Regions from separate parts of the Homo sapiens genome. Here regions 2 and 3 are each linked to region 1. A link is a contact called in ENCODE Hi-C or POLR2A ChIA-PET data. All regions are on one chromosome and are shown on one strand. The core of a region is the stretch at or near the end of the contact, and the rest is flanking DNA. Distances in the headings are between cores, read along the strand shown. Region 1 has its middle 260 kb from the start of LINC02742. Region 2 has its middle 270 kb from the start of LINC02755. Region 3 overlaps LINC02742 (long intergenic non-protein coding RNA 2742).

The links. Hi-C counts contacts between places; a loop is a spot of excess contacts on that map. ChIA-PET counts read pairs that join two places held with the same protein, here RNA polymerase II (POLR2A). Pooled maps may share reads with other maps.
Region 2: a map of IMR-90 shows a loop between it and region 1 (3-fold over the local background). The contact joins two enhancer-like sites. A Hi-C loop is called at or near these places in 11 of 168 maps with a recorded cell type or tissue (A673, Caco-2, GM12878 and 8 more), 18 of 37 single-sample maps with no recorded cell type and 15 of 50 pooled maps. POLR2A ChIA-PET finds 5 or more read pairs at or near these places in 2 of 52 experiments (GM12878 and PC-3).
Region 3: a map of IMR-90 shows a loop between it and region 1 (10-fold over the local background). The contact joins two enhancer-like sites. A Hi-C loop is called at or near these places in 3 of 168 maps with a recorded cell type or tissue (IMR-90, esophagus muscularis mucosa and spleen) and 3 of 50 pooled maps. POLR2A ChIA-PET finds 5 or more read pairs at or near these places in 1 of 52 experiments (BJ).

Annotation. Positions count from the first base shown.
Region 1 is chr11:29,158,152-29,161,029 of GRCh38, forward strand. No RefSeq gene overlaps it. Among named protein-coding and RNA genes, the nearest start is that of LINC02742, 260 kb to the left of the region's middle. Within about 2 kb of position 1,585, at least 2 of the 41 ENCODE cell types and tissues checked have a DNase peak (open chromatin) inside an H3K27ac peak, as active enhancers do; they include IMR-90, where a contact is called at or near this core.
Region 2 is chr11:29,327,883-29,330,682 of GRCh38, forward strand. No RefSeq gene overlaps it. Among named protein-coding and RNA genes, the nearest start is that of LINC02755, 270 kb to the right of the region's middle. Within about 2 kb of position 1,314, at least 2 of the 41 ENCODE cell types and tissues checked have a DNase peak (open chromatin) inside an H3K27ac peak, as active enhancers do; they include IMR-90, where a contact is called at or near this core.
Region 3 is chr11:28,961,845-28,964,624 of GRCh38, forward strand. All of the region lies in intron 1 of LINC02742 (long intergenic non-protein coding RNA 2742), which reads left to right. Among named protein-coding and RNA genes, the nearest start is that of LINC02742, 61 kb to the left of the region's middle. Within about 2 kb of position 1,492, at least 2 of the 41 ENCODE cell types and tissues checked have a DNase peak (open chromatin) inside an H3K27ac peak, as active enhancers do; they include IMR-90, where a contact is called at or near this core.

The sequences.
Region 1 (2,878 bases), core at 335-2,834:
AGGTCACTCTATATTATTTCTTACAATAGTATGTGAAACTACATTTTCATACAAAAAACAGTTTAATTGAAAAAAATTTCCCAAACTGGATTTTTTGATCCTGCCATAGATTATTCCAAAGATAACAAAAGTTTTTCTATTTCTGAGCATGATTAAAGAGAAGATAAAGAGTGCCTCTATTTCCTCTGAAGACAGAATAAACTATTTTCTTTTTGGTAAGAAGACATGCAAAATACCACTGAAACAAGTCCCACACAGTTTAATCATCTCAGAGCAACCAGTGAAATCTTTCTAAAATGTATTTAGAGCATATTTGTCTTATGCTGAATAATCCCCACTGTTTTCCCATTGTACTTGAAATAAAATTCAATTTATTTGCTATGGCATATAAGGTCCTACATAATGTGACTCCCTTATATACTTTGATCTCATCTCAACTTCTTTTACTAATTTTATTAGTTATCTATTGCTGTGCAACAAGCTACTTTAAAATATTGCAACTTAAAAGAATGCACATTTTTTTATCTGCAATTTCTGCAAAGTAGAAATCTGGGCATAGCTTAGCTGGGTCTTCTGCTTTGAGGTCTCTCACAAGGCTGTAAACATGTCAGGCAATACAAAAGTGTTACCTGAAGACTCAGATGGAGAAAAATCCACTTCCGAGCTCACCGACGTGGTCGTTAAGAGGATTCAGTTTCATAAGCGCTGTTGCACTGAGAGCTTCCATTCCTTGCTGGCTGTTGGCAAGAAGCTACCCTCAGTTTCTTGCCACATAGGCCTCTCCAACACGCCCCTTGTTTCATCAAGGCTAATGAGACAAGGGAGAGAGAGAGAATCCACAAGCAAGACAAAGTCAGCATCTTTTGTGACTTAAGTAGAAAAGGGACATCCTCTCAATGTTGCTGTATTTTATTGGTTACAAGATAGTTACTCTAGGGGAAAGCATGACACTAGGTCCTGAGTAACAACAGGTGGGGTCACTGAGGGCTATATAAGAGCCACCCTATCACACTAGTCTTCTTGCTGTTTACTGTATATCTGATCCAAGATTGTTAGAAAGCTGACTCCTTGTCATTTGGTAGGTCAGAGTTAATTGTGGAGAAGACCCAAAGTCTATAGAAGTGGAGTTGGAAATGGAGGTATATTGGGCTGATTGGCAGCTGGTAAGCTACCTGGGTGTGTAGGTGTGTCCGCAGATTGGTAAATTGAGTTAGGCTGGCCTGAAGTGAAGATTGCCAAATTCAACACAAGTGTGATAGTGAAAAATTAGAAAAGGAAATATTCATTAAATATCTTTTATGACTCAGCCACCATGTTTGTTGTTTTGCACACAAAATGTTTTACAAAATTATCTCGATGATATCATCCTAATCTTTTAAATAATGAAATCCAAGGCAGAGAGATTAAGTATCTCCAAAGATTACACAGTTGAAAAATAATTCAAACTCCTAGTCTTTCTAACTTTAATAACTGTTCATTTGCCACTGTCCCACAGTGGCTTCTGAGATGTCAGGGACTTCTCAGAGGAGCTGGTGGCCCAGGCTCGTGCTTTAGCTGGGCTCTCCTATTGAGCTTTCTCCAGGCTCCAGCGATGCTCCTTTGCATTCTGCTGCTCCCTTATGGCCATGACTGTAATTACAGCTAAGTTTACAGCCCTGGAAGAGGTTTCCAAGGGAGGGAGGCAGGAATCTGAAAGAACATTGGAGCATCAACCAAGAAAATAAAGAATTTGCAAATGAGGAAAAAAAGAGAGAAGAAAAAAGAGAAAAGAGGAGGAGGATGGGAGTTAGGACACAGAAGAGAAGGAGAAGAAGGAGAATGGTATGGTTTGGCTTTGTGTCTCCACCCATATCTCGCCTGCAATTGTTGTCTTCATAAATCCCCACGTGTCAAGGGTGGGACCAGGTGGAGGTAATTGAATCATGGGGGTGGTTTTCCCCATGGTATTTTTGTGATAGTGAGTGAGTTCTCAGGTGATCTGATGGTTTTATAAGTGTCTGGCATTTCCCTCTTGCACTCTCACTCTGTTCTGCCACCCAGTGAGGAAGATGCCTGCTTCTCCTCTGCCTTCTGCCAAGATGGCAAGTTTCCTGAGGCCTCCCCAGCAAGATGGATCTGTGAGTCAATTACACCTATTTCCTTTATAAATTCCCAATCTCGGGTATTTCTTCATACCAGTGTGAGAACAAACTAATGCAGAGGGAGAGCAAAAGCAGAAGAGGAGGGAGGGAGTTAAAAAAAAGAAAAGATTGTGGTTGGACTGCTCCAGGAATCAGACAAGTTTATTAGAAAAAAACTTTCTTCTCCGGCCTTATAGAATACATGAAAGCTTGATAGAAAAGCCGAGTATCTGCTAAATAGTGAGAGGACGGCCATGCCTCTTATAATAAAAGTATACTCAATAAAGCTTAATTATAAAATAATACCTGTAAATATAAAAAGTAAAATGAATTTTCATTTTATTTCAGATGCATTATTACATTTTATTAAAAGAAACCTGTGAAATAGGATTCTCATTATCCCTATTTACAGAAGGAGAAATTGAGGTTTGGGGAAATTTAGACTTGCCTTTTGGGTCACTCAGCTAAAACGTAGTGGACCCCAATAGTACTTCATATCTTTTCATGCCAAACTCTGTCTTTTGCTTTTATATCATATGTCTCTGTTGTACCTATCTTTCAGTTTTAAAGATTCTCTTAACCTACTGGTTCTCCCTCCAGGAGGTCTTCCGGGTTTCCTAGATCCTTTTTGGCTTCAGTTTGTAGTTGCATTATCTTAGTCTTTAAATTACAGGAATTGCTCAGGTACGGTACATTTTCACATCCAGACCACTAGTTCCATGCTTTTCCCACTCACAGATGATGCATACTTAGAACAT
Region 2 (2,800 bases), core at 64-2,563, 170 kb after region 1:
CTGTCAGGAGATAGTGGTGACAAAGAACCAAAAAACTATCGGGACCAAAGATACAGAGACAGTTTCCCCTATTTCATAAACTCAACTATAAGGAATTTAGTATTTTGAGTTGACTCACAATAAAATATGCTTTCTAAATTTTAGTTCATTGAGAACAAAGGACTGTTCGGGAATCTTTGACAGTCAGCTCAAGGAAAATGTAAAAAGTTGGGGAAAGAGTGGCTGTAAAGTCTCAGAAAACCACATGTGGCATTTGGTTGAAGGAAGTATAAGCAGTGCACGTAGGAACTGGAAGCTTTTCAGATACCTATACTGTGTATCTTTCTGAGTCTAAATTTTTTTCTCGCATATGATATTTTCTTTGTACACATCCCATTCTTCTTTCTGCAGACTGAATTCCTCTGCTTATTCATAAAATTAGTATCCCCAAACTTCAAATTCTTTATGGCTTTGGTTTGCCAAAGTGAAGCTCCTACTTTGACACGGGGTGCCTTTTCAACCCTAGAGCCTTCTTCCTTCTGGATTCAGGCTTTTTGTCTCCTGATCCATGTTCTCTCAGGCCTCTGGATGGGTAATTTCAGTCTATGGTTGCTTTCCACTTACTTCAAGTATCCATCCCAGAAACAATTCATTATCACAATGGGAGAGTTTGGTAAGCGTGATTGCTCATTTTAGAAGCTGTCGTCAAATTGGATTAATTTAGAAATGAAAGCTAAGCCTAGAAGAAACTGAGTTCATATCACAAACTTAAAAAAAAAAAAAAACCAACTTTTACACTTAGAAAAACTAAAACAAACAAAAATTGAGTTTCCACACTAACCAACACCACCAGAACAGAATATAAAAAAGGCAGGTCAGGCTTAATAACTTACCTCTTAGCTTCTCTGATTAAGCAAGGCTTGAGCATGGGAAATCTTTGGTCCATTTTGTTCTGTTACATTTTCTAATAACCCACAACCACCTAAGTTATGAAATGCTATAAAACAGAATGTTTATTCCCACTTTCAGCATTCATATATCATCTGCTCAAAGCTAGACTTTAAAGTTTGGAATGTGGAGAAGACACGTGCTTTATTGGTCTGCGGCATTCATGTTTTCTGTTGACACCATCACTCTTGAAAGACGGAGGAGAGAAAATGAGACATCACCTCTGGTTGAGTGGAATTCAATTGCAGAGGACCATGGCTGCGGAAAGCTTACAAAGTGCACTCAAATTTTCAAATCTCTGGACTTTCATGTGCAGGTAGACACTCTGGAGCCATCTAGTGGCATAACATCATTGAAATGAGAAGAGCCAGGGTTGAGAATTGACGAAAAGTCCAAATGTAACTCCAGTGTAATCTAGCATAGTCTCACCCACATGGGTCATGATTTCAGGAAGGTAACTGATATGGCAAATGCCCTGGTTCTGGGAAGGAAACTGACAACCTATGATCCTGCCTCATTCCCTGTGACTGCAGTTTCTTCTAGCACTGTTCCTACATGTGCATCACCTGGTGACCTAGTTGGAGTGGAATTTATGAGCAACAGTTATTTTAATGAATCTGTTAGAAACAAAATACAAGACTGCGTTTAACCACTGCAAATTGTAACATGTCAGTGACTTTACCATTGTCTCTTAATTAGCTCCACCTATTTTCAAATAAGCAGCTTGGGGCCGAGATAGAGTTTCAAAGCGTTATTCAATGGTTTTAAGTTGTTAAGCTAGTGCTTTATTTTGACTGATATTTATGGGGCTGGAGGAATAGAAGAACTGGAGGCATTTTTTCCTTTCTCTAAAACTGAAAACCAATTCTCTCTATGATGATTTAGACTGGAGCTAAGATATAATACTTGGAAGAGGTTTTCCTTAGAAAGTGCACTACTGCACTGACAGTGACTTTCTATTCATACCACCTCATTTCTTTTACTTGGTAAACTAAATTAAGCTCTAGGACACTTGTTCTCAAACTTGAACATGCATCAGAATCAACTAAAAACCTGTTAAAATGCAGATTGCTGGGCTTTATTGGAGTTTCTGCTTTAGATAGGTCTGGAGTAATGTTCAAGAATTTGCATTTATAAAAACTTCCAAGGAGATACTGATACTGTTGTTGGCTGAGGGACTGCACTTTGTAAGCTATTGCTGTGGAAAATTAAGGCATGGATGTTCACCTTTTATTGTTTTACTGACTCAAAGACAAAGCCGAAACACTCTTTCTGGCCTTCTCAATGAGCAATAGGGTTTTATGGCAGGTAATCTTTTATTTTTTAGAATAGATCTGGTTCTTCAAATGAGATCCTTCATAGAAACTCAATGTATAAGACAGGTAAAAATAGAGCTCCTTTGATTAATGTGAAGGTGAGAGAACAGCACCTCTTCTGTCTTTCCTCATAAATTTCCATAGCAGATACCGGCACCACCTCAGCAGAAACTGGGAGCCAGCATAGAGCATGTTGAAAACCAAAGCGGGTATTACTATCATTGCTGACTCTTTAGCTCCCTCTTACATGGTCACCAGATGCTCAGAAGTTTCTGTTCATCATCCAGATTGTTCCATTCCAGCCTCAAATTACTATTTTCTACAAAATTATTGGTTTGCCCCTCACTGATATATTCCACTGGGTTCGGTGCAGTGTAGTTATAATATGAATAAAAGAGTGTGCATTGTTCTTTTCCAGATAACTCTTGATTACAGAATTTGTTTTGTAATACCAGTCCATGAGATATTGGGAATGGTGTAAAACACCCATACTCCATGAGGAGCGTCTGTGCACAGCTACATTTTTCAGCACTTCTAGCAGCATGACATTCACGTCC
Region 3 (2,780 bases), core at 242-2,741, 200 kb before region 1:
GTCTATCCCTTCAGAATTTAGACTTTGCTGGAGAGGCAAGATAAAACAACTAAAATACAAGGCTGTATGAACTATTTGCACAACCCTGGTATGAGTAGGACGTGTTGAGTAAGACATGTACAAGAACATGCTATCAATGTGACAGCTTGCAGATCAGATAACATGTTCAGAGTGGAGACAAGTAGAAAATTTAGGGAAAAAAAAAGATCAGTGAAGCCAGTGACAGGGAAGAATTATAAAACTTCACATGAATGGCCTTGACAATTATGGATCATTTCAAATCAATGCATGGTAGGTTATTTTTTTCTTCTTGTTTTTCTTCAAATGGAGATTTTTCTAGAGTGGTTCAAAAACTCATATAATCATAGAAAATAAAATATTCTTAAAGAAGTAAAATGCAGGGGGCCAGCATGGTGGCTCACACCTGTAATCTCAGCACTCTGGGAGGCTGAGGAGGGTGGATCACCTGAGGTCAGGAGCTCAAGACCGTCCTGGCCAAACCCTGTCTCTACTAAAAATACAAAAATTAGTCTGGTGTGGTGGCAGCCACCTGTAATCCCAGCTACTTGGGAGGCTGAGGCAGAAGAATCACTTGAAACCAGGAGGCGGAGGTTGCAGTGAGCCAAGACCGTGCCACTGCACTCCAGCCTGGATGACAGAATGAGTCCCTGTCTCAAAAAAAAAAAAAAAAGACGTAAATGTGGGAGAGATCATGATCAGCAATTCAAGTATGTATTAGTGTCATACCTCTTATTGGAAATCTGAGCACCTAAGGGTAATATGGCACAACGCACACACACACATACTCACAGGAGTCAGGGTGAAAAGAAAGACATAAAGGTGGCATTGTTAAGTGATTTATAGTCTGCCTGATCAGGAAGTGGTATGTTCAGAGCTTTCCTAATAAGGATTGCAAAGGCAGCATCGCAGAAGTGAGAGGTAGTAGGAATGGCGAACTTTAGCATGTGCTGAACGTAGCATTCAACTAAAATCAGAGGGTTTGATAAATATTATCTTGAAAAAAAATCATTGAAATTAGCCACTTGGGGTAATTCTGATAATCAAGGAGAAAATGATTAAAAATATTGATGATAGGCAGCTCTTAGTAGGAAGGTCATGATATATTGAAGATTCATACAGCAAGGCAGAAAATATTGAACATTACTAGAAGATATTATCCTTATGAAAATACATCATAAAAATATAAAGTATTAAAAAATATGTTCTGGGGAGGGCAGTCTTAAAAAAGTAATTTAGTTCAAGATTATTTAGAGATTTGACAAAATTGATTTGTCATTATAGATATACACAGTCTAATGCAAAGGAATGTTTTTAACTGATCAGATTTTAAAAATAAATAATCTAAGGTTGGAAGGAGTTAAATACAATTAAAAATATGGGAAGGGCTTAAACAATGTCAAGAAAGCAAAGCTAGAAGAATTTGATATTTTCTTAGCATGAAGCAAACAAGAAGATGTTTTGCAATCATGTTTCAACTGAGACAGTGAAGAAACGTAGGATTGCCTGTGGGAAGATGACATAGTGCTTAAAAATGAGAAAAAAGAAAGTAAAATGAATCAGTTCTTAATCATTGGTAATGATCTTTAAACACATAAAAAGAGAATATTTCACTAAGGAGAGAATGAGGCTCAAGTTGTGGGGTATTAGGAAATATCAAGTTCATAAGTTAACTATTTTGGGACCAAGGGCTTGTAAGAACTAGCAGAAGACATGGAGAAACATTGTCAGTAATCTCTGAAATAATTAAGGAGAAGAGATGTAGTGAAGAAAACAGGGAATTGGAAAATGTGCAGATGTTGACAGAAGGAGCATGCATTACTAAAATTGCACTTCTGTAAGTTTGATGCTATTCCCTGGTGATGTTCTCATCAGCATTTTAATGTGTGGTTGGTATACTTTAGGAAAGCAGATAGTGATGGCTATGCATTTACACTGAGGAAGACTACAGTTGTAAGAAGCTATAGAGAGGCATGGTAACTAAACCTGGGTAATGCATGCTGGGCAGCTTCTTTCCTCCTCAAGCTCAGTATGTCCAAAACTGCAATGTCCTGCCTCTTTTCTTTCTGCATCATATTGATGGCATTGACATCTTCCTAATCAATGAGGTTAGAAAACAGGGTGGCATTTGTCATCTTTCTCCTCCATTTTCCACATTTCCCCATCTAAACACTGAAAATCCCCAATTTTATATCCTAAACATTTCCCGTATAATTTTCCTCCTTCCTTCTCTGCTCCCCCCAACTTCTCTCATAATCACTGTCATTGAATACTGCTGAAGTTACCAAACAGATATTACTAGTTTCATTTTTTTTTTGTCTCTCAAAGCCATTATCCTCCTGACTGACAAAGGAATCAGCCTAATATGCAAATCTGTCCTCGTCTTCCTCTTGGAGGTCACCTTCAAAGGGTCCTTATTGCCTCAATGACAAATTTTAAGTTACTTAATGTGAAAGTAGTGACTTTCATCACTGCCTAATGCTTTGGATTCAATTTTCACTATCCTCTGCCTCACATTTATATTCCAGAAATATCAAACTGTATATATTTCTCTACACATAGCTTAGAGGATTTTGCTCTGTTCCTTGCACTTACAATAAAGCAAGTTGGACTATATTAGCATTTGAGCTCTGGAGTTAAAGGGTCTGGTTTCAAATCCTTGCTCTACTACTTATATGACAATATTCACTTATTTATGAAACCTCAGGTTCCTCCTCTGTAAATTAAGAATAGTGACATCTTTCTCACCACATTATTTGGAA